2 separate regions of the Mus musculus genome follow, and region 2 is linked to region 1. A link is a loop called in an ENCODE intact Hi-C map of the cell type or tissue named here. Cell type or tissue: heart. All regions are shown on one strand. Links, peaks and the distances in the headings refer to the core of each region. The heading gives the core; the rest is flanking DNA.

What was found. Hi-C counts contacts between places; a loop is a spot of excess contacts. Peaks named below come from ENCODE experiments on the same cell type or tissue, not always from the same donor. Only the 100,000 strongest peaks of a DNase experiment are listed, where the experiment ranks them.
Region 2: it touches region 1 in a loop (7-fold over the local background); 24 of 42 quality-filtered maps call a loop at or near these places.

The regions. Positions count from the first base shown.
Region 1 is chr15:51,688,662-51,704,134 of GRCm38, forward strand. No RefSeq gene overlaps it. Among named protein-coding and RNA genes, the nearest start is that of Gm34562, 44 kb to the left of the region's middle. In heart, for the core only: a CTCF peak has its summit at 8,255 (motif pointing right); no DNase peak of the experiment used is centred there.
Region 2 is chr15:51,890,408-51,905,880 of GRCm38, forward strand. Gm34678 (a long non-coding RNA gene) reads right to left here. Exons shown (of 6, transcript XR_003951502.1): 2 at 4,602-4,851; 3 at 2,025-2,195; 4 at 1,224-1,287. It overlaps Gm48923 (a long non-coding RNA gene), which reads left to right and starts at 6,690. Exons shown (of 3, transcript XR_003951503.1): 1 at 6,690-6,772; 2 at 8,548-8,728; 3 at 9,235-9,388. In heart, for the core only: a CTCF peak has its summit at 8,909 (motif pointing left); no DNase peak of the experiment used is centred there.

The DNA of each region.
Region 1 (15,473 bases), core at 4,285-12,284:
TCATTTGGTTCCGCATCTCATGTCTTTACGGTTTGGTTACCTTGAGACCCATCATTGGCTGGGATTGGTCCAGAGGAATCTCTGTCCTCCAAGGGATATTTTCTACAAAACACAAGTGTTACCCTTTCCACAGGCCCACTCTACAGGAGTCTAAGGGAACTTAGACTTTGACTTATATGCAACTCAATCAATTTCTACCTACAAATCTTCAAAGTGACCAATTTAACTTCACTAAGTAAGCTTCCTTCTTCTCAAAATAAATAATAGCAATGCTCTTTCAAGATTTTTGAAAGAATTAGAGAGAAAGAAATCAGTCACATTCATTAAATTTAGCTCTTAAGGTCACTTAGAATTCTCTCAGGATGCCAGTATTATGTAAATAGACAGAGGTCAATCCATGTGTTCACCTGGTCCCTTATTCTTTGACCAATAGATGGGCAGCTTTTCCCCACGGCCACTGCAACATTTAATCTTGACTGTTGAATTGATTGTTTTTGTTATCAACTAAAAGGTAAGTCACTAGTCACTCCTGTGAAGGACCATCTTGATTAGTGTCTTAGTAAGGATTTCTATTGCTGCAATGAAATAACATGGCCAAAAAGCAAGTTGCGGAGGAAAGGGTTTATTCAGCTTTCACTTCCAGGTCATTGTTCATCACTAAAGGAAGACAAGACAGAAACTCAAACAGGGCAGGAACCTGGAGGCAAGAACTGATGCAGACACCATGGAGGGATGCTGCTTACTGGCTTGCTTCACGTGGCTTGCATCACGTGGCTTGCTCGGCCTGCTTTTTTATAGAACCCAGGACCACCTGCCCAGGGATGGGACCACTCACCATTGGCTGGGCTTTCCCCTGTTGATCACTAATTGAGAAAAAATTTTACAGCTGGATCTTGTGGAGGCATTTGTTCAACTGAGGCTCCTTCCTCTCTGGTGACTCTAGTTTGTGTCAAGTTGGCACACAAACCCAGCCAGTACAATCAGATTGTGTGAAGTGTGAAATCTCACCCTACATGTCGGGATCACTCTCCTTTGGCAGCCCAGATAATAGGAAGTAGAAAAAGGAAGTTCAACTGCAAGCAGCCTGCTGGCTCCAGCATTCTTTCACTAATACCAGAACCAAGTTCTTTCAAGCTTCCAGTGTGGTCTGAGGACCAGTGGCTCTCCAAGTCTCCAGTGCCAGATTGGTACTGCTGAGACTGCCAGTTTTATGGACTGAGTGAACACTTGGCTCTCAATATTCTCTAGTAGAAGACAATCATTATTAGACTACCCAGCCTGTGCTGTATACGCCAATCTAGTACATCCCTGTCTAACATATATTCCTCCTATCCCTTGTGATCCCCTGGAGAACCCTGACTAATAAAGTCATTGAGGATATCCAGCAAGTAGCCACTGTTGAATACAACTGACAGAAGTTAGAGCTCACAGCATGTTGAAATACAAAGCATGTGTTCCCTGCCAAATATGCTGAAAGCTCATACAATAAACGCAATGAGTCTTTATCCAAAGGCTTGTTGAAATCCCACCCCACCCCACCCCACCACACACACAACCCAGTGATTTAGGAAATTAGATCTAAGGGAGGTGTGTTAAACAGCTTCCCATTCTTGTAACAGAATACCTTAGAATAGCAACCTTAAAAGGAAAAAGTTTTCCTGGTGACATTCCATGTTTCAGTCCCTGGCAGGTTGAATCCTTTGCTTTTAGGTTTATGACCAGGTGGAAATATCATTGCATATGTAATGAAAGAGGATGATTACTTCATTATAATTGGGAAATGAGAGGAGCAGTAAGAGAGGAAGAGGCTGAGGAAAAGCATCCTTCAAAAGCAAGCTCTTCCCAGCCCGCTTCCTACAGACAGACCCACCTTCCAGTTTTCACCATCTTCTAGTCATCCATTCAGTTACAAGAGTCCCTCAACAGATGGTGTCAGTCTCCTCACAATCTGTCCACTTCCCATAACTCCACCTCTGAACATTGCATTGGAGACTGAACCTGTTCCTTAGTTTCTTGACCTGCACTATCTCAACCCCAGCAACTGGATATTGAGAAGAATCCCAGTTGCTGTCTTTGCCCATCCGCCATGGTCTGCAGAAAATGGAACTGAATTAGAAGAAATGAAGCTTCAACCAAGAGAAAACTTTATTGAAAATGGAATGTTAATTTTCACATTTTCAGGAATGAACTAAGTCATGAGAATAGGGTCACCATGGATGGGATTAGTGACCTTATAAATGTTCTCTTGCCATCGCCACACCAGGGGAGGACACAGAGAAGCTGACCTCCTGTGACCCAGCAAAGGTCCCCTCCAGAACCCAACCTTGCTGGCACCCTGATCTTGGACTTTTATTCTCCAAAAATTTTGCTCCATGTCATAAAACCTGTGACAATATCCTATTCCAACCCAGACCCACTGACGACATAGCATCCTAGTTAAATCATGATTGCCTCTCTTCTACTAAAGAGTAAACTAGAGAGATTGGAAAATCTGCCCACTGCCAGGGAGTGGAATGGCCAGAGCTGGAGGGCAGAGCTACCTGCCTACTCAGAAAAGTAGCAGGATCAACATGGCAGAATCCCAGACCTGTCTGTTCCTTAGTGGTTTATTATTATTATTATTATTATTATTATTATTATTATTATTACATGTTTTCTTTATTTACATTTCAAATGCTATCCCCTTTCCTAGTTTCCTCTCTGAAAATCCCCTATACCCTCCTCCCTCCCCCTGCTCCCCAACCCACCCACTCCCACTTCCTGGCCCTGGCATTCCCCTATACTGAGGCCTAGACTCTTCACAAGACCAAGGGCCTCTCCTCCCACTGATGGCCAACTAGGCCATCCTCTGCTACATATACAGATAGAAACACGAGCTATGGGAGTACTAGTTAGTTCATATTGTTGTTTCTCCTATAGGGCTGCAGACCCCTTCAGATCCTTGGGTACTTTCTCTAGCTCCTTCATTGGGAACCACCTGAGCAATCTTAACCCAGGGAAATGGATGCTGAAAAGAATCCCAGTCAGAGCCTTTGCCCATCAGCCATGGTCTGAAGAAAATTGAACTGAATTAGAAGAAATGCAGCTTCAACTAGGAGAAAACTTTATTTTAAATGGAAAGGTAACGGTTTTCAATTTCTCCAGACCACATCTCTCTGGGACCTGTATTTACAATGTAGGTAAGGGTAGAAAGAGGTAGCCAGTAGGACTCTACCAATAAAAATGGTATCTAGCTGCCCTTAGATGAACTGCCACCTACGTTACAGTATTTTGCAGCAGTTATTGGCAGAAGACAACATTTTCCCCTTTGTAGGCTGTGTATTAGCTGTGACTCAAAGTGACTTAGGCTCAAAGCTGTTCATTGGGCATTGAATAGGACAATGGGAGCCACAAAGTCTCTCTATATAATCATAGACCACGTCTGTTTTCCATTATAAAGCAGGCCAGGCAACTAACAAAGGTGTAGCTTTTTTGGGAGCAGCCATATTTTGCCAAGACTATAGATATTCCCCCCTTGGCCCTGGTTCTCTCAAAGTCTGACTCTCACTCAGCTCATGCATGTCCTACACCAGTCCCTTTGTTTGGAACTCACCTCCAGTCTCCACCATCCTCCCTAAGTACCTATGATCTCTTTCTCTTTGAGCCTGCTTCTGCAGCAGCTTACTGGCACCGATTCCTTCCTAATGAGTGGTCTTGGCTTTTGAATTTTATCTTGTTATTCACTTGTCTTTGTGTGATTCACGCAATTCTGGCTTCCCTGGGTTTTAAGACTCCATCTCTGAAATCATTCCTAGCCCCAGCCTGAATCATCTTTTCATATGAAGTTAAAGAAATATGAGGATTCCTTAAAGAAGTAGAATATTGTACCTGGGAAGACAGGCACTAAGAAGCACATAGCCCATGTTTTACATGAAGCAGAGATTTCCTGTAAAGAAGAAATTCTAGATTCATTCAGTGGCTTCGAATAAGAAATTAGAGTGAGTAAGACGGCAGCCTACACTCACTATAAGGGATTTTGTAGCTATTATAATGGTCCAATGAGTGAATTCTTATTCACCAACATTAACGCTTTCTTACAGTTTTAATGCCCAGTTCCTGGGGGTATAAGAAAGAGTCTGAGAGATGAAGCAGGAGCTGACCTAAGAAGCCAAGTTCCTGCCAGGCTTGAAGTGAGGCAATGGTGTGAAGTGAGAATCAGAAATTATTACTCAATCCTTGGGAGAAACTGCCACGGCCATCACTCCTTCCTTGTGGCAACATCTCTTGTTTGTTGTAATCCTTTTGTAAAGTTGGTAGAAAATGAGAAGCCATGACATTATGCACGGGACCTCCCAGCACTGTCCCAGCACAAGCACCTTCTTTAGAAGTGGGTTACAGTAAGAAGCAGGAAGCTCCTTCAAGGCCCGTGGTAGAAATTTGATAGAAAGTTCCTGAGTATCAAAACTTGAATCTGGACTGCAGAAGAAGCTGATTTGGTTATGGGCTGTTTCCTTCCCACGTCCCAGATCTGGTGGGATATGGTTCGGATTTCAAGTTACAACCATCTAAAATATCAAAGCTATCTTTGCAGCAGGATATACCCCCAGGCTGTGTTTAGAAAGAATGGACTGAGGAACACAAGCACTGCTGGGGGCTAGGGAGCCTCTCTCAGAGCTCCTGGAACTGGAAATATAAGGACAAAAAACTGCCTCTAACCAGGCTTCGGCAAGCTCCTACCAATCATTTCTATGTCAAAGTCTCAGTCTCAGCAATATGGAGAAGTGATGGAATTTTTTGATGTATGAGGAGGGGGAATACTGAGGTGGAGCTTCCCCCTCTCAGAGGAGAAGGGGAGGGAGCGTGAGGGAAAGTATGGGAGGGGGGCCAGGAGGAAGGGGAGAGAGGGTATTGGGATAAAGGGAATAAATAAATAAATAAATAAATAAATAAATAAATAAGGGAAAACTGAAAATATGGGGGGGAGAGAGAGATTAGACACAGTGGAATGAAATTGGGTCACTGAAACAGGGACCCCCATCCTCTCCTCTTTCTTCCTCTTGGTTGTTTCCTAGATACCATGGAATAAGCAGATTTATCCTTCATACATTCCCTGCAGAATGGACTGACTTACCACCAGCCAGAAAGTAACAACTGAAACTGCCAAAACCATCAGCCAAAATAAACCTTTCCTCTATTTAAGTTAATTACCTTAGGTATTTTGTTACAGTAATGGAAAGATGACAAACAGGGCATCCACACATCAGTGCCTTCAATAAAAGTTATTCTTGAGTTAGTGTATTGATGACTAGGGTTTTTATCTCATTGAAATCTTTACTTTAGGAACTACTCCAATTCTAGCCATGAGCAGCCACAACACACATATGCAGTCCTGGCTACTGAGAGTCTAAGGCCAGAAGATTACAAGTTTGTGGCTTGCCTGGACAATTCTGGAGACCCTCCAGATAGTAGTCAGCTCCATGGGAAAGTGGTTGTCTTGTTAGCCTCTGTAAGGTCCTGAGTTCATCCTTATTTCCGAAAAATTCATTTAATAATACTATATAGCCATTAAACAATGTGCTTATAAAAAACGTACAAAAACAATAGTAGGTGGCCAAGTAGCATCTAAAACTTCCTCTGGACAAGCTATTCTTCTCGTATTTCTCTGTCGTTCTGGAAGGTAGCTCATGGTGCCAAAACAAAATATCACATCAGACTGCTGAGCTTAACACAGGTTTATTTCTTGTAGTTCTGGGCTCCAGGAAGTCCAGGTGCCTACAGACCCAGTTCCTGGTAAGGATGCTTCTTGCCTCGAACGTGAAGTCTACGTTCTCACTGTTTCCTCATATGACCTATCTTTTGTATAGGTAAAGAGAGAACAAAGGTTTTTCTCTCCTGTAAGGTCATCAGTCCTATTGAGTTAATAGCATCATTCTATCCCCAGCATCTTTCACCAACCACCATTGCAGTAAGGGTCAAGTCTACAGTCTGGTGAGGTCACAGGAGAGTATAATTCACTTCACAAGAAATATCCTTATAGCTAAACCTCAGCCATCCAAAATCACTTCAAGAATCCACACAGGAAGTCTTCAATGGTTCAATATAACTGCCCCCAAATAAAGAAATATTGACTTTATAAAACTCAAGATCATTTTACATAAGCTAGAAATAAACAGATCGCTGTTAAATAGTAGTACAGTCCCAGCAGGCATGGACACCACAGATGGTGTCTCTAAAGAAGACCCGGGCACATCTATATAGAATACAAAGATAAATCCTTGTAGGTGATAGGTAGTGAAAAGTCTTCTAAAGGAAATACCACAGAATATTGCCATGCTAGAGATCAGCAAATGGCAAGGGGCATAAAAAAATTCACACAGCTGTTTGATGGAAGAATATTTCAGAGAAATATTTCAGAAAAAAAAAGAAAGCCTGCACTTGGGCTACTTGATGAAGCACAGAGAGATGCATGGCTAGGTGTAAGTATGAGCAGGGGAGACAGGAGGTATGCACAGGGCCAGCCCAGCAGAGTCCTTAGGCCTTTGAGGGACTTGGGCTCTTCATCTGAGTAAAAATGGGTGCCATTGAAGATGGAGGAACACGGTCTTACTTAGCAGATGGTCACTGTGACTCTGTGCTTACAACAGGCTCCACTGGAACAAAAGTGGGAGCAGAGAGAACAGCAGCTAAGGAGCATTAGAAAAGGCCAGGGGACAATGGTGGCTTGGACACCAAGATAACAATAGGTATTTGAGAAGTGGTCAGACTCTGTACATGTAACTGGTCCTCTCTATCCATGGGCTCTATCTCCATGGAGCCAAACAGCTTCAAATGAAAAGTATTTTTTAAACCCACAAAAATCACAACTCTCCTGAGTGTGACTATATTTGTGTTATTATTTCCTCCAAAATTTCAGCTTCAGGACTACTCAGATGCATTTAACTTGTGTTACAAAAATCCAGAGATGTTCTACTCATTATGAGTCTATCTGGACATCTGTGCAGTCACTGTGCAGCTTTGTAGCTTTGCACAGTGGATTTGGAATCTGAGAGCAGGCTCTGTGTCAGTGGGAAGGATCCTGGAAACAGTGTACTGAGGATACCAAGGGACTGTATCCTGGGGGTTATTTCATTTCAAAGACAGACCACTTCTCCTCCAGGACTTAAAGAGATGTCATACCTGCTTTCTTAAATGCCTAGTCAGGGATTTAAGCATCGTCCACAGTCTTCTGGGAATCAGAGTTTGGCTGTCCCATATATAAGTATGGAAAAATAAGGGGTTTGGAAAAATACACCTTAAAGAGTTGCAAACTTGGACTTGAAAAATACCATGTGCTAAGTGGTAAGTCACGTATTCAAGAACTGACTCTATGTCTTGAATTTTATTTAAACCCCCAGAGGTCCTAAAGGTGAAATCTGTTGTGGGGTGTACCCGGCCTCATCTCTTCCTAGCCTTCCTCTCCACCCTTGTATAATAGTCAAGCTTTTGCCAAGAGGAAAGACAATTGTGCAGCCAAACACAGTGTACTCTTTGAAGACTTCATCCCACCCTGTGTCTCCAAGAGCCACAGCGCGCGCACCTGCCTAACCGAGCCTGTTCGTGGGTAGTATTCCAGCATTAAAAATTCTGGTATCAGTTCTATTCCTATCTGGTTTCGGGCCTCTTAGTTCCTTTTTGCTTAAGGACCACTCTGGCTACCTGAGAAAGGGAATCCTTTCCTCCAGCCCTAAGCCAGGACTTCAATAGTTTTAACCAAAGTTACAGTCTAAAGAAAAAAATAATAATAAACACACCCTCATGTTGTATGTCTTCCATTTGCAAGCATGTGCTAAAATGGATCAAGCAGCCAACGGGTTTAGTATTTCAGAGGGAAAAAGTTAAACACAAAGAACCATTCTAGATAATGGGGAGGAGAAGCGACTTACTATAGATGGTTGGCCGGCTGCCATTCTGAGCAGTTTTACATTTTTAAACAGTACTTACCCAATGCTCTCCTTAATCCTATTAAATGAAAACTTTTTCTAATTTTAAAATTAAATTTCCTGTATTTCCTGATAGGCTTCCAAGTTAGCCTCCTTCCCGCCTCCTCCCTCGGTCCCTCGATACTTCTGTAAGAAGAGGGGCATTAGCATCCTGGACAGATGCCAGTTGGCACTGTCGCCCTCAGCGTCCCTCGATGCCCCTGAGGTTTTCCACTGAGTTCAGATTGTTTTCTTACTTCCAGTTCTTGGGTATCGCCCTGTAGCTTGTGGCTAGTGGCTGTGGCCTTTCCCCCCACCACATGGGGGCGCACTTCAGTCATTTACCTTTAAGAGCCTAACCTTAGCTCCAAACCTTTCTAATTACTCCATCCCTTCTCTTCTGTGGAACTGGGGAGTTGAACTCAGGGCTCCCTGCAAGGTAGGCAAGTTCTCTCCCACTGAGCTCAGCCCACAGGCCCTTCTAACACCCATCCTCAACACGCTTGCATTTATTTGTTTATGCCATCTTAGAATAGGACCAAAACCAGAAGTTAAAATAAGGACTACCATCATATGGTATGTTAACACCAAACCAAAATATTAACTCTATGGTAAAAATTACCTTGCTCAGTGCACACAAAATGGTGACTATCTGGTGTTACTTCGAGAAAAATTTTCAGTGAAATCATTATTCAGCATTTGCCACTTCGGTTTATTTGCATTCCGAATTAAAGGTTATCCTCATAGGTGTGTGTAAGGTCCAGTCAAGCAAACACAATGGTATCTGAACTTATAATGTCCTACTTGTAATGCGTTAATTATGCAAAGGTCCTGGTTAAAATTTCACTGATACGGTCCATCTTTCCTTTGCCACTCGCTCCTGTGGCAAACTGAGAGATATCGTACCTTAAATCTTTTCACTGGACTTCCCAGAAGGTTAGGAAATTCTGTCTCCATATTTTTGTTTTTGTTTTTAAAGTGTTAAAAATGTTTGGGAATGAGAGACACAGTATGGCAGGTTACACGAGAACGACTTCCATAGATTCGCATATTCGAGTCTTTGGTTCCCAGTTGGTAGACTGTTTGGGAAGGGTTGATTAGGAGGCGAACTTCACAAAGGAAGTGTGCCGGTGCAACATCTCTGCTCCTGTTCCATCTCTGCCCGCAGCTTACAGATCAGATGTGCGCCCTTGGCTGCAGTTCCACTGCCACGCCATGCCTACCTGTCGCCAAGCTCCCTGCCATAGTGGTCATGAACTAGCCCTCAGAAGCTGTAAGCAAACCCCAATGAAATGTTTTATGTTACAAATTGCTTTGGCCACGGTGTCTCCTCACAGCAAAAAAAAAAACAGTAACGAAGACCTCGTGATTCACTTTTGGAGACAGAAGGACATAAAGTACCACCTAGTTTATAAACCTAAACCTTTAAAATTCTTTCTCCAGCCAGGTGTTGTTGCACGTGATTGTAAAGCCAGCACATGAGAGGCAAAGGTACAAAGATCAGGAGTTCAAGTCTAGCCTTGGTTACATAAGGATTTCAAGGGCCTAGCAAGAATTAACTTTGAAATAACATTATTTGTTTTCAACATCTCATATTTTAATAGTGGGCTGGTGCTATGGCATAAGTCATAACCCATAGCACTACCTCATTACCTAAAATCACATTGAAGTTTAATCTCCACTCTAGTGCCATTAAAAGGTTGGGGCTCTAGAGGACGAACGTGATGAAGGTTCTCCCTTCATTACACCCTACAAAACACCCTTCAGGACCAGCCCCTTTCTTTCCCTTCTGCCTTCCGTCACATGAAGTGAAACAGAGGAGGTGGGGCCTTCAGACGTCAACCCTGCTGCTACCTGTGCTTGAGTCCCAGCTTCCAGAAGTGTGAGTAGGACATTTCTTTCTTTTTTTTTTTTAATTTTTTTATTAGGTATTTTCCTCATTTACATTTCCAATGCTATCCCAAAAGTCCCCCATACCCCCCCCACTCCCCTACCCACCCACTCCCCCTTTTTGGCCCTGGCGTTCCCCTGTACTGGGGCATATAAAGTTTGCAAGACCAATGGGCCTCTCTTTCCAGTGATGGCTGACTAGGCCATCTTTTGATACATATGCAGCTAGAGTCAAGAGCTCCGGGGTACTGGTTAGTTCATAATGTTGTTCCACCTATAGGGTGGCAGTTCCCTTTAGCTCCTTGGGTACTTTCTCTAGCTCCTCCATTGGGGGCCCTGTGATCCATCCAATAGCTGACTGTGAGCATCCACTTCTGTGTTTGCTAGGCCCCGGCATAGTTTCACAAGAGACAGCTATATCAGGGTCCTTTCAGCAAAATCTTGCTAGTGTATGCAATGGTGTCAGCGTTTGGAGGCTGATTATGGGATGGATCCCTGGATATGGCAGTCTCTAGATGGTCCATCCTTTCATCACAACTCCAAACTTTGTCTCTGTAACTCCTTCCATGGGTGTTTTGTTCCCTATTCTAAGAAGGGGCAAAGTGTCCACACTTTGGTCTTCGTTCTTCTTGAGTTTCATGTGTTTAGCAAATTGTATCTTATATCTTGGGTATCCTACGTTTCTGGGCTAATATCTACTTATCAGTGAGTACATATTGTGTGAGTTCCTTTGTGATTGGGTTACCTCACTCAGGATGATGCCCTCCAGGTCCATCCATTTGCCTAGGAATGTCATAAATTCATTCTTTTTAATAGCTGAGTAGTACTCCATTGTGTAAATATACCACATTTTCTGTATCCATTCCTCTGTTGAGGGGCATCTGGATTCTTTCCAGCTTCTGGCTATTATAAATAAGGCTGCTATGAACATAGTGGAGAACGTGTCCTTCTTACCGTTTGGGGCATCTCCTGGATATATGCCCAGGAGAGGTGTTGCTGGATCCTCCGGTAGTACTATGTCAAATTTTCTGAGGAACCGCCAGACTGATTTCCAGAGTGGTTGTACAAGCTTGCAATCCCACCAACAATGGAGGAGTGTTCCTCTTTCTCCACATCCTAGCCAGCATCTGCTGTCACCTGAATTTTTCATCTTAGCCATTCTGACTGGTGTGAGATGGAATCTCAGAGTTGTTTTGATTTGAGTAGGACATTTCTGTTCATCATAAATCTCTTGGCCAGTGTTCGGCTAGAGCAGAGCCGACAGACTACGACAGATAAATACATGTCTTTAAGGCAGTGCTGTAGAGAAGAAGAGCATTTTGTATCACTTTGGAGTGCGTACTTAGAAGGGCATAAAATTCTAAGTATGCAACCTACCTTTGTTTGGTAACTTAAGAAATTTATAATACTATCATTGCAATTCTATGCAGGACAAAATGTGGACAGTTACCACCTAAATAAATAAATAAATAAATAAGATTAAATTACTATTGTATTGTCCACAGAAGTAAAATGAGAGAGAGAGAAAGAGAGAGAGAGAGACTTCTGTTTTGTATATACTGTGTGTGCTAACAAGTCTAAAACTCACAGAGCAAACAGGCACACTAAACGTCAGCAAAACTGATTTGCTGCAGTCAGTGGAGTGAATCCCAGAAGGAAGAAAGTAGAAAATCTGTGCCAATCACTCTATCAGTCCTTGTCTTCGAGATCCTAACTGATTTGATGAAATCTGTCCACCTATTCACAGGATAGAATGTGCTTTACTTAGAGTTTCATCATGAAAGTATTAATCCCATCTAAGTCATAGGCTAGACATGGTATGATAAACCTATTGACCCAGCACTTGGCAGGCAGAGGCAAGAGGACTGCCAAGTTCAAGGCCAGCCTGAACTATGTTCAGAGACTTTTTCTCAAAACATAGACAACAAAATAAAATACCCTCATAATAAATACTTCTGTGTTTGGCCAAACAACAGGCCTTATAGCATTGCCAAGTGTATATGCACAAGTCCTGTTAAAAAGTACATGTGAGTGTGACTTTATAAAATTTGTAAAATATAACTAATTGATACAATGTAGCAATGTCCTGGAAGCAGACCACTGGCCACCACTGTTAGCGTCTGCTCCGGCAAGTTCCTACTGTCATTCATGATGCAGTGACTACAGGTGTGGCGATCCATGGATAAGCCATGCAAGTACCAAGTAACAAGTTGTAAGCAATTTTTACTCTCTTCCGTAATTTTTTATATTAAAGCATGTATGTAAAATTGGAAACATTTGTTTACAAGCGTCCACTTGGAATCCATTAGTTTGAAGCACTAGAGCATTTAGGAGAATTGAAGTCTCAGATCAATCATCACAAATTTTAAAGGCACCTGAGTATTATTTTTACCCTGCACGTTTATAAGGTGAACTCTGAACTAGCTCAGTAAACCCCAGGGAACAATGTGCTTTGTTATGGGTCTATCTACCGATAGCAAACTAGATGAGCTTAACCAATTCTGGAAGAGGAAAGAATGACTTAGAATGCTTTGAAATCTTTTTGGTTGCGTTTGGTTTGGCTTGGCTTTGCATCTTAGAGATGTCACTTTATTCATTATGTTGGCTTTGTATGAATATGTGTATGTATGTGTGTGCTCGTTTGTCTGTACATGGGTACATATAAATGTACTTGTGTGTGTGTGTGCAAACAGAGGCCAGAAGAAAACCTTGAACATCATTTCTCAGGTGTCATTTTCTTTTTTCAATGATTGGTTTTCCTGAGCCAACCACAGGCTCTCCCCAGAGATCTACTGCTCTGATGGCCTCTATCAGGCCTGCTGAACAAGTAATATCAAGGCCCACCAAACCAGGAACATCCATGCCTACTACACAAGGACAACCAGTGCAAGGCTGACCACAGGAGGCCTGCTGCATGGGAACATCCAGATTAGGCCTGCCTTCCCTATACCCGCTACACCAGGAACATCCAGGGACAACCAGATGGTAAAAGGCCAGTGGAAGAACACAGAGAAGAGCCAGGGCAACATGGTACCTTCAGGGAAAAGGGAGCTGACTATAGCAAGCCCTAGATACCCTAACACAACCAAAGAACAAGAAATGACCTTAAATCCAACCTTATAAAGATGACAGGTGCCTTTAAAGGGAAGCCAATAAGTTCCTCAAAGAAATACAGGAAGTAGAGGTCTTTAAAGAGGAAACAAATAAATCCCTTAAAGAAATTCAGGAAAATACAATTAAACAGGGGAAGGAAATGATTAAAACTGTTCACGACCTGAGAATGGAAATAGAAGCAATCAAAAAAGAAAACACTGAGGGGAATCCTGGAGCTGGAAAACCTAAGGAAGAGAACAGGACCAATGGACACAAGCATCACCAACAGAATACAAGAAAGGGAAGAGAGAAACACAGGCATAGAAGATACAAGAGAAGAAATTGATACACTAGTGAAAGAAAATGTTAAATCTGAAAAATCCCTGACACAAACCATCCAGAAAACTTTGATACTGTGCAAAGACCTAACCTAGGAATGATAGAAATTGAAGGTGAAGAGTCCCAGCGCCATAAGTGGTATATTTTGGAGATGATAATTATATTATTTCTTTATCTCTTTCCTTCTGCCACAGCTTCTCATGTACCTCCCACTTTGCTTTCTTTTACATTCCTGGCCTCTTTCTCCCCAGTGCTGTGAGTTTATACATCACTGGCCTGGAACTCTCCTAGTAAGCTAGATAGGCTGGCTGTTGAGCTATAACAATCCGACTGTCTCCAACTCCCACTGCTGGCGTTACAAGCATATGTCACCACGTCCAGCCCATGAGTTCTGAGGACCAAGCTAACTCTCATACTTTCAGGGCAAGTACTTTACTGACTGAGATAGTCTCCCAGCCTCATTAAATTAGATTTGCACAAAAACAACCTTTCACTGAAGGGTTCATTTGTCCCATGATATGCATGAACTTAAGCCATTTTTTGTCATTGTTTGCAGAATAATATAAAACCGTATAAAGAAAGATCATCAGCCAGCCTTTCCTTTTACAAGCAATGGCCCCAGGCAGCTATAAAGTGAACAATTTGTCACCAAAACCCATTTTTCCACCACGCTCCAACAGCACTTAGAGTAACACTGGAACACATCTGATTAGTCTGCTAAATTATTTGAGGCATGTTTATATGTCTCATTCTATTTGGGTCTCAACTTAGGCAAGCAAAAGTCTGCCCGAGGTAGGTGAGGTGAGTCTATGAGTAAACGCACCTGCCCTGTGCCAAACCTAATGATCAGAGTTCATTCAGTCCCTGAGCCCCACATGATGGAAGGAGGTAACCAACTCCCACAGCTGTCCTTTGATCTCCAGTCATGCCTTATGGAATGAGCACAAATTGGGAGGGGCGTTGTGTGCCCTGTGTCATATAAAACAAACAAATAAATATAATAACTTTTTAAAAAGACTCTATTTGTGTATAGGAAATCTATGTTGAGGGAAAATGAATTATCTGACATTATGGTGTCAAACAGCTCACTATGACTTGTACAGGATCCCCTGACTCTTTGTGGTGTCTCTGGCTAATTTGTACAAACATCTATTACAGCAGCATTTCTCCTGGGTATGAACCTTGCCTTCTGTGTCACCTAGTTCTGTCCTTAGTGCCCTTCTCTCACAGACCCGATAACAAATCCTTACTAATACACATGGATGCTATTGCTCTTGTAGATGCTTCCTTTTAGATAATATAGAAAGAATCTAAGAGAAGTTGTCTAGAGACATGACTTCATGTCACGTTAATACCAGCGGGCTTGCTGCAAAAGCTGCATCCTTGGAGCACAAGAGCTTTTTTACTTTCTAATCACAGTGGTGCACAGCTGGCCTTGAGATGTTCTCCAAACATCCAGGAAAATGCACTACAGATAATGTTCCATACTGTTCAAACCCTAATCCAGAGGAAGTCGTCATTTATTGAGATTGAGCACCACTACTTATAAGGCAATGGCTCACATGATGTTGAAAGGCTCTTTAGCGGAAGAGAAAAATCTTTGATCAGCAACAGCCAGAGAGATTTTTAAATATACATATGTGTGTGTGTACTTATGTATATATGATTGCATGTATATATGTATGTATATGTGTGTATATTCATATATGTGCGTGTATATATATATATATATATATATATATATATATATATATATATTGTTCTCCCAAAGCTCTTGTTTGGGAAAAATACAAAAGTCAAGGGCTAGTATGATAGGAGCACAAAGAGAAATGATATACTGGAAGCCTCAAAGGAGAGGCCACTCTGAAAGAAATGGTCGCCTTGTTGAGTGAAGAAACTGAAGGAGTTTCTTTTGATAGAAGTGATGTGATGAATCTCCGGTGTTTTGAAGGCCCACTTTAGCAATGACAAGCTAAAGCCTTGTGAAAAAGTAGGAATAAAGACATCCATATTTTAAAAAAATGTTAACTTGGTCTCTGTAACATACAGTTAAGATCTATAGAGCTGGACTCCTAAAGAAAAGAACTCTAAATAAATCTGTAGCTCTTAGAGGAATATCTATTGGCTACGTATTTTTACTAGATCAACAGTAAGAAGGGATCAGACAATTTGATCCATCCGTATCTGATGTTGTTTATTATATAATTAACTGAA
Region 2 (15,473 bases), core at 4,267-12,266, 200 kb after region 1:
TGGGTTGCTTACTTTGTTCGGGTTTGAGGAGTTTCTCTGTAGGTTTGAATGTTTCGATCTCAGAGGAAACTAACACAACACCACAGCACTTAAATATGGGTTATTTTGTGGGAGCCATTACACCGTGCTCTGCCACAGCCACTCTAAAACTCTTCTGAGAGGTCATTTCTGCTTTTATCAGGACAGAAGCCTGTGTCCTGTTAGAGTAGGAAAAAAGGAAGGATGCAAAGGAGAAAAAGAGAGAACAAGAAAATAACTAAACCTTGACAAGAAAAAAAGAATGTCAGAATTCATATGGAGATAGCTAATATTAATTATGTCGATGGTTAACTGTATGTTTAAAGCTTTAAAATTGCAGTGCTTAAGAGAACCATAAAGCAAAATTGACTTTCAAATGTTAAGGGCTAGCTAGGCAAGGTGGTACATGCCTTTAATCTTCGAGCTGGGAAGGCAGAGCCAGGTGGGTCTCAGAGTTGGAGGCCAGCTTCCTCTACAAAGGGACTTCCAAGACAGCCAGGGCTACAAAGAGAAACCCTGTTTCAAAACAAACAAACAAACAAAAAATCCAGAGTCCCTGGTGAAGACTTGGCACCAGTATATGAATAAAAACATCTTCCTTGTTAAAATATATTGACTGGTATATCTCTGAACCACCCCAGGCCTATAATGTGGAGGTTTGAATAGGTTTGGCCCCCATAGACTTATGTCTTTGAAAGCTTGGCTCACAGTAATACTATTAGGAGGTGTGTCCTTGCTGGAGTAGGTGTGGGTGCATCCTTGCTGGTGTAGGGATGGGCTTTGAGTTCTCATATATATGCTCAAGTCCCAACTGCTTTTGAATCAAGATGTAGAACTATCAGTTCCTTCTCCAGCACTATGTCTACCTGTGTTCCACCATGCTTCCTGCTATGATAATGGACTAAACCTCTGAACCTGTAAGCCAGCCCCAATTAAATGTTTGCCTTTGTAAGAGCTGTCTTGGTCATGGAACTCTTCATAGCAATGGAAACCCTAATTAAGCCGGGCGTGGTGGCACATGCCTTTAATCCCAGCACTTGGGAGGCAGAGGCAGGCGGGTTTCTGAGTTCGAGGACAGCCTGGTCTACAGAGTGAGTTCCAGGACAGCCACAGCTATACAGAGAAACCATGTCTCGAAACAAACAAACAAACAAACAAACAAACAAACAAAGACACATAACAATAATAATTATTAAGACACATACCTTGACAATCAGCTGCAGAATACTGAGCAATAAAGCATCCAGCTCTGACTGTGTAGAGGAATCACTGGAAACAAAATAAATACCCAACCAAAAGTGTTAGGTGTCTTTATTAGGGAGAGGGCTCTAGGCACTTGCTTAACTACAATATTTCCTGTGGGCAGCCTGGCTGGAATCTTTGGTGTAACACCAAAGAACTTAAATTGGAGAATTAGATCAAGCTGGGTATCTGTCAGGCTTCCTTCAAGTTTCAGGTTTGGGTTGAGTGTCCAGATCTAGACTTTGAGACCTGTCTGAGACAAACCAACACCATTGGGCGTGAGGAGAGGCAAGCCTTCTGAGCAAAGCTTATAGACCATTTCCACAGTAATCTGCTAAGCAAACACACAGCTCCTCTCTACACATACCTATGCTACAGAGCTAGTCGGAGGGTGGAATAAAATAACTCAAAGATGTCATTTAGGTGTCTGTTATGTAACTATTTAGTCACCTACGTGAATTATTTTTATTAAAGCAATGCGTTGTGTCTATGGTCTATATACGACATTAACGAGCAAGTTAAGTGTAAATTTTGATTATTTTCCCTTTAGAGATAGGCATTTGTTACAGGACCCTTAAGAAGAGTTTTCCAATTAAATCAACCTTGTCGTCGAGTTTTCCATGTTGACAGTGCTTTCCCACAAAGCTTAAGCTTTGCATTATATGGCTTTGCATCCACATTACTTAGAATTTGTTTCAGTTCTGGATAGTAAAGAGGCACAGAGGCAATAGCTTAAACCAGTGTGCCAGTTACATTACTCCTACCTGATAGAGCATCCCGAAGCTCATTGACTTGAACCATAATCCTTTAGGATCGATGGCTGTGCTACTGTTCTCCCATGGATTGAATTGTGGCATCTAAGCAATGGCTTCTAACGGAAGGTCATGTGATGACCCCTGCTTGAACAGGACGTGGGGTGAAGTACCAGGGACTACCTGCATGAGTCAAAAGAACCCTATTAAAAATGTGATATGTATATTCCTGTATTCTCTTCAATAGCTTCGTTATAAAACTCTGGATAAGGCCAGGGTATTTACACACTATAGAGGCCCCTTATGACCAAACCAAGATGATACTAGCAGGCTTTGAAAAGGCCACACAAATGACAAAGCCAATAGGAAATTGTTACTAGACAAAACACATATAGGTCTGTTAGTCTGGCACGTTCTTATTTGACTTAAAAAAAGAAATTCCTGTTTTGGGAGGTCACACAGCTGTGCAGCACATTGTCTTCCCACCAACTTTAATAATAACATGTCTGACATGTGGATTATGGTTAGCAGCCAGGTATATTACTTTACAGCAACTTGAAGGCTACTATTCCTGAAATCACCAACTCGTTCTGGTCCCAACAGAAAACTGGTAAATAACGAAAATGAACTAAAAGGTTTGGCATCTCCATTTTCATTTTTGTCTATCTCCATTGGTGTCTTTTCTGGGAGGGAGATAGAACCTCACATATCCCAGGCTGCCCTTGAATTCACTGTGCAACCAAGGATAACTTTGAGGTCCTGATCATTCTGCCTCTAGCTCCCAAGTGCTAAGATTACAGCTATGCAACTGTAACTGGCTTTCGATTGGTATATTAATCTGTATCAGTTCTGCATGGAGACATGTTGACCAATGCTTTGTCAGAGACTACAGTTTGTGGTTCGCTGCCCCTGTTGCCTGTTAGAATGAGGTTTTTCTTCTACTGTGTCCTTGTATTTTCTTGTCAGCTTGCATCCACCATCCCAGATTTATCCTAAGGCACACAGGCAACCATGAGACCATTTCATCACCATGAGACATGATGACACTACCAATAGAAAAGTGTTACCAGCTCCTGCCTTATGTCACTACTCATTAGTTCAGCGACTCATGGCCAGAATACCTGAGCACAAGGAAGACCTTTTAGAAAACTCTATCCATGCCTATGACGAATAGATAATACTCAAACTTTGTCCCCCTCTCCCAATGAAATGCAGGCCTACTGCATTAAAGGAGCTGTCTGATCACTGTTTGGTTGGAGCTTGCTCCCTTCTGCTTCCAGCTGAACCCCTACCTTTCACCAAAGCTTCAGTAGTCTCATTCAAAACATGTGGGTTTGTTTTACTCCACCTGTGTCCTTGCATAACACCCTGCCATCAGTATCAGAGATCCAAAAGGGTAGGCTAGGCAGAGCTGCTCATCCAACGAAGGGATACATGGTAGGCAGAAATGTTGATACCATTAGGAGGCACAGGCTTAGAGCCAGCAGAAGCCACAGGTGGAAGACAGAAGCAAAGATGGGGAGTTCTTGCTCCACGTGAAAATGGTGGCAGGGGGAAGAATTAAGGGCAATTCTTTAGTCTGGACCAACAAACTAGAAGTCTATTTGAGTCATATAAAACCCTGCAGGTGAGTGGTTCAGGGCTGTTATGGGACTTGTAGTTTTCAAGAACTCGGGCTACTTCCAGTTCACTGATCCTCTATGTGTAGCCCCCCACCTCCACCCCCGTCAAGGTTCACTCATTAACCAAGGTGATCTTTTCAGTTCTATCTATGAGGTAAGAAAAAGGACAAAGTTAAGAAAAAATCTCAGAACAGATGGGGTCTGAGACTGGATCTTCTATCATTCCAATACCAAATCCAACTTGAACATGCCCGGACTTACAAAATGCCAAGGGGTGATTGGAAGTTTGTGGATATCAGGGTATACATTAAATCAGTGAGCTTGGGGGCAGGGAAGACCAGGATTCCCTTGAATTATGTTTCAATGATGCAATACACACGTAAAGATCACCTTGTATGCTCTTTGCCTTCTTAAAAAAAAAAAGCCATTATTGTGTCAGAGGAAGAGGAAGCGATTCAGGTACAGAACATGTTCTAACAGCCTAAATGATGGTGCTTGGTGAATCGTGGTCCTAAAGGTACCAAACGGGGGAGCCAAAGTTCTCCAACTGCTGCATACTTTTGACAAGGAAAATCTAGTTTTGTCTTCCGATCTACATTGATGACCTAAGCCAAGTAAATAAGCCTGGTTTATTTCTGTAACATCTTTATGCAGACAGTCTGTTATGCACTGTGGGTTCAGATGTGCAATAATTTGTACAATGGTTTATTCCCAAGTATGCCTTTAAGCAGAACAAATGTGTTTTTCTATATAGTTCCTTGCCTTAGTAAATATGTAATATGCATTTAAGTACACTTCTATTTTGTATATTTGTAAACTACAAAGCAAAAAAAAAAAATGAACATTTTGTGGAATTTGTATTTTGCATACTCAAGGTGAGAAATAAGTTTTAAATAAACCTATAATATTTTATCTGAAAAAAAAAAAAGAAAAAGGACAAAGTTGAAAGGGGGCAAAAGTCACATACCATCTGTCTCTTACAGAGGGATCCTAAAAGTCGCCACATCACATTTACTCAAGACGCAGACAGAGTTTCTTGCAAGGAGAAGTGATGGTTTGCTCTCCAGCCAGGCAGCCTTGCACTTGGGTAAATCAGGGCCACTGTTACTAAGAATAATGAACCATGATTCCTACATAGTCTTCCTCCGGCTGTGAAGTCAATGCATGCTTGTTGCTTTAAAATAAAACATTCTATATAACACTGGTTCTTCACTCCTCTGTGAGAAAAAAAAGGGATAATAATTATCAATAAGATAAAAAGGAAAGAACATTGGTGGTTCAAATTGGTGTGATACTGGGAGTCTTCCGAGGTACCACGGTTATTTTGTCTGATTGCCAGTATTCTTTCTGTCTGACTCATTGGCCTCCAAAAACATTTTTATCAGTACTTTTGTTTAGTGTGTGTGTGTGTGTGTGTGTGTGTGTGTGTGTGTGTGTGTGTGTGTGTGAGAGAGAGAGAGAGAGAGAGAGAGAGAGACCTTCACCAGCCTATAGAGAGATGATCCAAGAGGAGGTAAGAACACAGTTCTGTTCAACATAGCTCAGTAGCTGGTGTTGGTTCAAACATTGAGAGTCTGACCCCGAGTGGTTTATTTTAGGAATATTTCAGCGCAGCAAAACCTTGTGAAAACTGTTCTGGTGATAATCAACTCAGTCCTACATGCACAACAAAGCATGTTTGAGGAGCAAAGTAAGCTAACCAAAAATTGAATGTGACTACATCAAAACGGTTTGAAAAGTGCACATGGCACTTTCTGAAGATAACGTCTACAGATTGACTGAAGGAGACAAGGCTATGATAAGAGTCTGTAGGAGGGTTGAGAATGCAGAGTACCAAGGTCACCAGGATAGAAAGCCTTCTGAGCAGATAACAGGTCTTGCATTCCTTCCCTTGAAGGAACTAAAAGGACCAAGGTAACTCTACCCTTTCCTCTTCCATCTGCTCCCTGTCTTACTTAGCTCTTAAACAACTTGTCTGGACCCCCATTCTTCTTAGGTAAACTGTGAGAGTTAGCCAGGGCCAATCAGTTCCTTGCTGACACAGACACAGCCAATCCTTGTAAGAGAGAAGTTGCCCCCTCCTGACCCCTTTCTCCTGCTTGTATTTTTTTTCCGGTGTTTGTTTGTTTGTTTGTTTGTTTGTTTGTTTGTTTTAAAGGGCCTGTGCCTGCTGGGGGTTGTGGTTCCAGCTCCCAAGTCTGGCCACGTCCCGAATTGATTAGCCTTAGAAATCCACATAAATAAACTGTTCCTGCTCTACTTGTTCTCCATGGTCCTCATCATCTGCGAGACCCCAGATCCAACAGAACAACCCTATATACTTAACATCCATGTTCCCCTACTGTTTACCTGTGAGCACAAAGACCTCCTGCCTCCTATGTGTGCACAGCATAGCACGAGTGTGCAGGTTAAAGGAGAGGACACCTTTCAGATACCACTTGTCTCCTACCATGTGGATCCAGGGGTTCAGCTTAGGTAACCATATTTAGTAGCAAGCATCTTTACCTGTTAACCTATTTTCCTGGCCCTCATTAAGGATCTAAGCACAGAGTCAGAACTAACAAAATTGACATCCACAGTGAAGTATTACTCTATACCTATTACAAAAGCCACACTACAAAGCCAGTTGTTGTAAGGGATGGATAGAGTAGAACTCTAATACATTGACAGCAAAACGCAAAAGCACCGCAAATCATTTAGAATTGCTTACAAAGCTAAGCACTCATTTGTCAATAAGACTGGTAATCCCATTCCTCAAAGATGACCCAAGATAAATACAGAAATATCTTCACACAAAAACCCTGCATTACAGCCACTTCATTTAAGGTCAACTAAGACCCAGGTACAACCTCGGCACTAAACATAGGCAAATGAGTGACCAGTTCTATTGTACCTTTGCCTTGAAAGATGCTTCAGCAACAGAGAGAAATGAATTATTGGTACGTGCAGAAACGTGCATGGACCTCAGAAGAATCTTGCTACAGGGAAGAAGCCCACAGCAGAGGCTACAAAGGGCATGATGTCATCAATGTAACATTCTGAACAGAACAAGACAGTGAAGGAATAGGTCAGTGATTACTGCAGGCTGGGAGCAAGGGAGGAAAATTACTGCAAAAAGGCAAAAAGGAACATGGCCAGGTGATGGAAACAGTCTTTCTCTCAATTATAGCGATGGTTGCAAAATCATAATTGCTGCCAATGCATAGATGGTAGACCAAAACTGAATGAATTATATTATATATAAATTATTCTTTATCTCTCCCCCCTTCCCACCTGCTTCCACCTCTGGAAGTTACACAATTACACAAGTCTGATAAAAATCAGGAGGGAAGAGTGACTGTGGTTTAAAATGATGAGTGCAACTTTAAGAAAATAATGCAGTCAGTTACTCCCAACATCAAAGCTTTATGTACAGCTTGCAATTAAACTTAGCTTCAAAGAATTCATTACTTTTGTATTTTAATGTCTGCAAATGCACAATTTGAAACGGATAGCTCTATTTAGGAAAATGCCTCGCTCTCTCAGAATTATCTGATATTGATTCAGGCAAGTCACCAGTCACAGTCTATTGGACACTGAAGGGCTAAAAGAAGTTGTTTCCATAATGAAAAATGCCATACCCAGGAACCAGGAAAATAATAGGAGAAAATGCCATGCGAATACAAGTTCTGTTCTTATAGACTAGCAGCCTGTCTCAGACTCCAGACAGAGTCCTTTGCTCTCCTTATCATCAAGGCTTACTAATTTCAGGAGAACCGGTGATTTTCCCAAAAGAAGACTGGGGTACTATGGTCCCTAGAACACAGATTCCCTGTGCAGAGACAAGGTCCAGCATAGACTGACGGGGTGAAGGATACAGGAAGAAAGTGACTGGGATGAGACCTCTTCCACGTTTAAACCAACAGGAAACCATTGTGGAAAATACACTGAACTTATTTGAATTTGGATTACATTATATTGGCAACTCTGAGGAGTATGAGTAGGGGGTGGGGGTGGAAGTGCAGATGTTCAGTCTAGGTAGGACAGGTGAGAGATGACCAATCACATCTTGAAATAAGAGGCAGTCACTGTGGTGGCTGGAGAGATGGCTCAGCGGTTAAGAGCACTGACTGCTCTTCCAGAGGTACTGAGTTCAATTCCCAGCAACCACATGGTGGCTCACACCATCTGTAATGGGATCAGGTGCCCTCTTCTCGTGTGTCTGAAGACAGCTATAGTGTCATATACATAAAAGAAATAAATAAATCTTAAAGAAGCAGCAGTCTCTGTGACATGGATATGGTATTGTAACTTCTTTAGGATAAGGTCTGAGGAAGACAATAGAATCTTGGTAAAGGGATGGATCCCCACCTAACCGAGACACTATTGCATATGCCAGCAAGATTTTGCTGAAGGGATCCTGTTATAGCTGTCTCGTATGAAGTTATGCCAGTGCCTGGCAAATACCGAAGTGGATGCTCACAGTCATCTATAGGATGAAACACAGGTTTCCCCAATGGAGAAGCTAGAGAAAGTACCCAAGGAGCTGAAGGGGTCTGTAACCCTATCGGTGGAACAACAATATGAACCAACCAGAACCCCCAGAGCTCGTGTCTCTAGCTGCATATGTAGCAGAAGAAGGCGTAGTTGGCCATCATTGGGAAGAGAGGCCCCTTGGTCTTGCAAACTTTATATGCCTCAGTACAGGGGAATGCCAGGGCCAAGAAGTAGGAGTGGGTGGGTAGGGGAGCAGGATGAAGAGAGGGTATAGGGAACTTTCGGGATAGCATTTGAAATGTATATAAAGAAAATATCTAATGAAAATAAATAAATAAATAAATAAATAAATAAATAGAAATATACAAGAGGGAAAAAAAGAATCTTGGTGAAGGTTCAAGTTTTTTTCCTCTTCTCTTCCTTCCTTCCCTGTCTAGCCTAATCAGCAAGTTCCTGGTTCAGCAAGAGACCCTGTCTCTAAAAGCAAAGTGGAAATTGACTGAGGAAGACATCTGTTGCTGACCTCTGTCCTCCATATGCACGCATACACACATGTATGTGCATTCCCCTACACATATATGAACCCTTGCCTCCCCTCCCCCATAAACGATTAAGAAGGTAGGTATTACCCGAAGGATGAAAGTAACTAGGCATGAAAAATTATACAATTTATTATGTTCAAACTTCTGGGGAAAGGTAGGGTTTGGGATCGGTATAATGATACAGAAGATGAGGCCTCCTTACAGAAAAATTAAGGAACAGTTTAGAATCCCAAAGTACTCTTGCATTTGGCGCCATCTGCTGGCCCATGTCTGCTGTGTCTTACTTGGAATTGGCATCTTTTCTTTTTCCTCTAAGCAAATGCTAAACCAGACCACGACAGTGAAAGGTGCAAAATGCTACGGTCCCAAGGCAACTGGCTCTCACAGTTGTCCTTCTTCTGAGTCCTCTGTCTGATGGGCCTTGTGGGAATCGCCTGGTTAATTAGAGCTCACATTTTCTTGGCTGTCATTGGAGCCAAGGTCATGACGATCTGTCTATCCTCTGCCTCGTCACTGTTTGACATAGGAAAGGGGTCCTGGTTCTTATATTTCAGCTGATCCTTTTCTCCTCATCACCCCCAGGAGATAGGACATGAACGTGGACCTCTTCTAAAGTGGACACAAGACAGGATCCAAGAATCGTAAGCATTAGACTGAAGGTGCCGTGTAAACTCGTTGTTGGTTTCTATAATCACACACAAATCACAAAAATGGTAAAAATGAATAATGTTTGTCATTTATGCCTCTCTGTCTTGAAGAATCCTCTACCTTTAATTCGTAGCAGGTAATGTCCCTGTGTCGCTCTGTGTAACTAGCCTGCGGCCACGTTGAGGGTAATGGCAGACCTTTTCTCATAGAATTTTTTTTTTTAATCATGGTGCTTGGCTCCTCTCAGTTATTCATTATCTGAAGCTAAAGGATCATTTCAATGATGGAGCTATAATTTCAGCAATGAAATCCAATTGAAGAATTAGCCCAGTTATTTGTTGTTTATCACCATGCCTTGTTGGATAGTAACAACATTCATCTCTTTTCTTCCTGGCAATAGGAGTCCTGAGAAAGACCATCACATCAGTGTGGATGAGAGCATGGAATTTACTTTCTGTCGTACTGTTAGCTTCTTAGAGCAAAATTATTTTTTAAAAATTAGTATAATTAATTAATTAATTAATCCTGACATATATTTGGGTTCAGAGCTAAAATTTAGTTTTGTACCATTTTCCCAGTGGTAAGTCCATTAGCCAGGGCCCTCCAGAGCAGCGGTTCTCAACTTGTGGGTGGTGACTCCTATAGTCACATATCAGATATCCTGCAGATCAGATACGTACATTACGACTCCTAAGAGTAACAAAGTTATAGTCACGAAATAGCAACAAAATAATTTTTTGTTTGGGGACTCACCACACTAATGAGGAAGTTTATTAAAGGGTTGAAGCATTAAGAAAGTTGAATATTGCTGTGCAGAAGACCAGAACGGATAGGATACATATATATTACAAAGGGACTTACTAAACTGCCTTAAATTGGGGTTGGTCTGGTGCTGTGTACACATGTGTAAGTTATGAACCCCAAGATCTAGTTGTCCCAGACAAACTAATTCCCACGTAGACCAGTCTTTGTTGTGTAAATCTTGCTCCCCAATTTAAAGTTATTGGTTAAATATATGTGGCTGCTGCCAGTTACTGGGGGAGAGTAGAGGTAAGTGGAGCTTTGGGCTGGAGGTATCAGGTGGATGTAGTAAAAATTATTTAAAATCCTGGCCCTGGGCTTCTTCCCCGCCTTAGACCATTTATGTTCCAGAATGAAACACACACACACACAGCCTTTATTTTTTAAAAAGATTTATTTTATTATTATATCTAAGTACGCTGTAGCTGTCTTCAGACACACCAGAAGGGGGTGTTAGATCTCATCACAGATGGTTGTGAGCCACCATATAGTTGCTGGGATTTGAACTCAGAACCTTTGGAAGAGCAGACAGTGCTCTTAACCACTGATTCATCTCTCCAGCCCCAGCCTTTATATTCTTAAATTATGCCCCAGGCAGCACAATCGCTGGGCAGTTGCCTATCCTCCATGCTGTTAGAATCCACTTTCCTATTGATAACCCCAAGTTACCACTTATTATTTACTATGGTCCATCTGGGCTGCACTTAAACTTCAATTGGGTAGCCTTCTGGGCTATGTTCTCTTGGTCTTTAGTCCATGGAGGCTTCTTCCTTTATCACATGGTGGCTTCCTCCTGCCTCTTCCTCCTCTCGTCTTCTTCTTCCTCCTCCTCTCTCTTGTGGATCTCCAAACACACAAAACCTCAACTCCACCTATGTCTCTTTTGCCCAGCTATTGTCTGTTGCCATCTTTATTCACAAATCAGAATTATCTTGGGGGCAGGGTCCCAGGAATGATGTACAGACTCCGGGTCTTGGGCGCCATCACTTAGCATTAGTATAGACAGTAAAAGACAAAATCTCAACAGGTAGAGACCATGAGGAGAAGAAGGAGGAAGGAGACAATAAGAGGTCTCTATTAAGTGTGATGGACCAGGAACATGTGGCTGAGTGAAATGCCCTCTAAGGGCAGACTGATGGAACTCATAGACATCTACAGTTTAGCAACACAGTATAGTGAAGGCTATGAGCCATTCATCCTCATGCCTAGAGTCTAGGAAGGAGCTACAACCCACTGCTGCTACCCAACAACTGAGAGTGTGGCGTGCTATATATGGCTAGCCTGAAGAAATACTCAAAATTCAAAGTCCAGCTCCTGCTGGGCGCTTATTGTTCTTATATCATTATGAAGATTTTTAAAAAAAAGAATGTCAAAATTTTATAAATGAGGGTCAGGCTACATTTGGAAATTCTTGGACCTTAACACTTCTTAGAGAACTGGACACACTGTAACGACTAACATTACAATATCTCTCACACTCTCAAGTACCTTTTTCTTCATCTGTCCTATTTCTGTTCCTACATGTCATCTCTTTCCCCTGTGTTCTTTATTTAATTATGTTCTTATTACTCTTCTGTCTCCCTATCCCACAAGAGTTGGGTGTCTTTGTATTTTGGTCTTCCCTGTATAGTAACTACTCAATAAAAAATACCTGTTGGCTGGCTGAAGACCAAGGGACAACATCAGCCATTAGCCTGGGTTAGCATGTGCTGACCTACTCAGGGCTGTGTACACTCTGCTCACAGAAGCTGGGGGAAAAGATATTTGCATCTCTTTCTGTTCCTGAACAGTAACATCACATGGCAATTTGGAAAAAGCCACCATGAGGGTATTTCCACCACAATAATGGGAAAACCCTACAAATCAGAGTTTGCTTTCAGGCAAGCTAATTACTGTACAGTTGTTAGCATATCACCATGACGTCCAATGCTGGTTAATATTGATGGTTAACTTGACAAGATCTAAAATCACCCATGGAAACAGCCTCTGGGCATACTTTCAAGGGCTTTTCATGCATGGATTATTTAAAATGGAAAGACCCACCCACAGTGTTGGCAGCACCTTCCGCCCAGGCCCAGATAGAAGGAAGTAGAAGGGAGAAGCTTTCCCTTGTTGCCTGTTTGCCTTCATGTCCTGCTGGTGGGTTCATCTTCCCTGTTGCATGAGCTCATCTACTCAGTTGCAGGCACCACCTCTGATGCTGCTATCTTTTGCCAACATTAGAACCCAGCTCCTTTGGCCCTCCAATGCATATTTACAACCGATGACTCGAAGAAACCCTCCAGTTCAGTGGTTCTCAACCTTCCTAATGCTGCGTCCCTCTAACACAGTTCCTCAAGTTATGGTGACCCCCATACATAAATTATTTTATTCGCTACTTTGTAACTGTAATTTGGCTAGTATTATAAATTTCAATGTAAAGGCCCGTGTTTTCTGATGGTGATGGTCTTAGGGAACCCTGCAAATGGTCATTTGAACAACCCTCTACCCCCAAGGGGTTATGACCACAGGTTGAGAACCATTGCTACAGGTTGTAACTGCTTGTGTTCTCATGTTAATTATGCTATCCAAAAACTTGTTGGTAATGTCCCGCACATAAGACTGAAGGAAGCCTGTCAACAGTTGGTTTTTGACTAGTCAATAGAGTTACTGGAAGCCAATGCCTGAACAGGGCAACAGAGACAAGACTCTTAGGATTCTCCAGAAGGGATGGAGGAAGGAGAAAGAGGGAATTCCACCATGACACGGGGGAAAGAGACAGTCCACGCCAGAAAGGTAGAGAAGGGAGAGATAAGTAGGACCAGGGGAAAAGAGGCCCCAAGAAGACTGCTGAAGGAAGACCCCAGACTCAAATAGTATGCAAAAGCAAAGAGCATTTTATTCTGCAGAAATTAGCCGCATGCAGGGATCCCCTTACCAAAATAGAGATGCCAAGAGAACTTACAGACTTACTTTTAAAGCATGTTAGGGGAATTCCAGGGAGAAGTGGGTGATCTGACTTATCTTGATTGGTTGGCTCTATTTCCAGGGCTATGGACATCTTTGGGATTGGTCAAAGCTTTGGGGGAGTCTTGGGGAATTACCATTCTTGATTAGCTACTCTTGGCTCAGGCTAGGTGGTGTGGCTATTCTTGGGAGATCCTGATTGGCCACCCAAAAGGCATGTTTTCTTTTCCTGGAATTTGATTTGTTTTGGATTTGTCCCAGTATTAGGAAACAGAAATTTAGGACTAGTCCTTAAACTACCAGCTTGGAGCCTGCCATGGAGTCTGCCCGGCTTAGCCCCTGGCCTTCTCAGAAGAGGGTTTTTCAAGGGTGTAACTGAGCAAGACTTCTTGATAAGTAGAGGCAAGATGTTCTACTTAGAGGGAACAGCCGAACAGCTAGTACATAGATTCTGAGGATGGAGACAACAAAGTTTGTTTAATGGACTACAGTGGTCTGATGTGAGAAGTGGGAAGGAGGGGTGCAGGCTTTTGGTACAAGGGAGAACAATCTACCAGGGGATAGAGTAGTGACTCAGGGAAAAGAGGGGGAACATCATGAAATAGTACAGGGACAAGTTTCACATAGAATTAAAATGAGTCACTGCAGGCAGAAATGTCAAGAGACATAGTCTAACTTGACTGCTAAAAGCATCACTTGCTCTTTTATGCCCAGGACAGACTACGGCTGGGATAAAAGTGGATGCCTGCAGGCTGGTTAGAAAGCTATTGCTGGTTGGTGGCCATGTACAGTGTCTAGAGGCACTCTTGTTCTAGATGAACCCTGACGGCAGAGCCAGCAGGACCCGCTCACCAGTTAGCTGGAGAGTTAGTTATTTTTGTAATGTCATCATAAGAATGTTAGAGAGCGGGTGGCTTGGAATCGGGGAAGTCTGGTGTATTGTAGTTCTGGAGACAAGAGGTCTAATCAAGATGTAGATGGGGGCCATCCTTTGTGGGGTCATGCTGCCCCCTTCCCAGTTTTGTGGTTAATCCTTGGGGTTCCTTTAGTTATGGCAGCCACACTGCCATCTGAGTCTCTGCTGTACTCCCCTCCCCTTGGGAGCCTGTTTTTGTACCTTCCTCTTCTTATGAAGACACTCTTCATCTCAGAGCAAGAGCACAGCTTGATCCAACATGCCCTCATCTCAACTAGTTATACACGAAATGATCTTATGCAGTGAGTTGTTTGGGGGGTGGGATGGAGTAAGAAAGGTCAAGATTTCCAAAGAACACAAAATCTGAGCCTCATAGACAACTGGCTCCTTGTTGTACAGCTGACAAGGGAGCAGAACCTAAATTATTATCAATTTATGTAAGTTACATCACAATAAGCCAGAGAAAACCTCTCTTATTAGAAAATCCAATCTACTCCAAAACAGTATCCTGCTTCCCAAGTGAGAACGTGAATAATTTACATTAATAGGAAGCTCTAAATAGTCCACTTCCCACTTGTCAAAGACATTTATGTTTTCAAAATTCACCTTTGTACCAGATAGTTTAACACTGGCAGCTAGGGAGCCGGAGAGATGTCTTAGTGGTTAAGAACATGGAGTTCAATTCCCAGCAACCACATGGTGGTTCTCAACCATTTGTGATAGGATCTGATGCTCTCTTCTGGCCTGTCTGAAGATAGTGACAGTGTACTCATATAAAATAAATAAATAAATAAATAAATAAATAAATAAATAAATCTTTTAACAAAAAAGTCACTGGTGGCTGGGGGTTTGGGGATGGGCAGCTGGCTCTTTGGAAGTCTGTAAAAGCCTTCTGAACTGTAGAGAGGTAGAGCTGATGCTGTGGGCAGAAGTCTGACTAGATGCTTGCTTGTTATGTAAATTAGCGCCACACCAGGACAATAATTCAGAAAGCTCCTCAATGTTCTGAACTTTGAGCCATGTTCAAGCAGTTCTGTCTTAGGGATTACTGGATGGTACAGACAGAAATCATATAAAGTGTTACAAATAGAGACAATTTTACTGGATGATGTTGGGTGCTCTGATGACCAGCAACAAAGAAAGCAAGACAGCCATAGCTTCCCTTGGAAGTTCAAGGGCTCCCATTTTGTTCAATCTGTGTATTGACCTCATTCACCCACTTCCAGCTGGCCACTTGCCTCAGCTTTGCTTGCCCATGCCAAGCACAATGGCATCTTTAACCTCTGAGTTTCTATCACTGTACAAAACCAAAGGCACCTGCTTTTGTATCCATCATCTCTAGAAGCTGTGTTCACATCCTTGGAAGAGGCACTCAGTTGCTCATCCTTGGTCTAACCAGCTGCATCGTGGGGTAATAGTCCCTCCAGGACAAACGCTGATTGAGATTCTAGCTTCTATCACTTGCTCTTATGAGTCATAGGATGACTGCAGGGAGTAAAGACCTCACTTT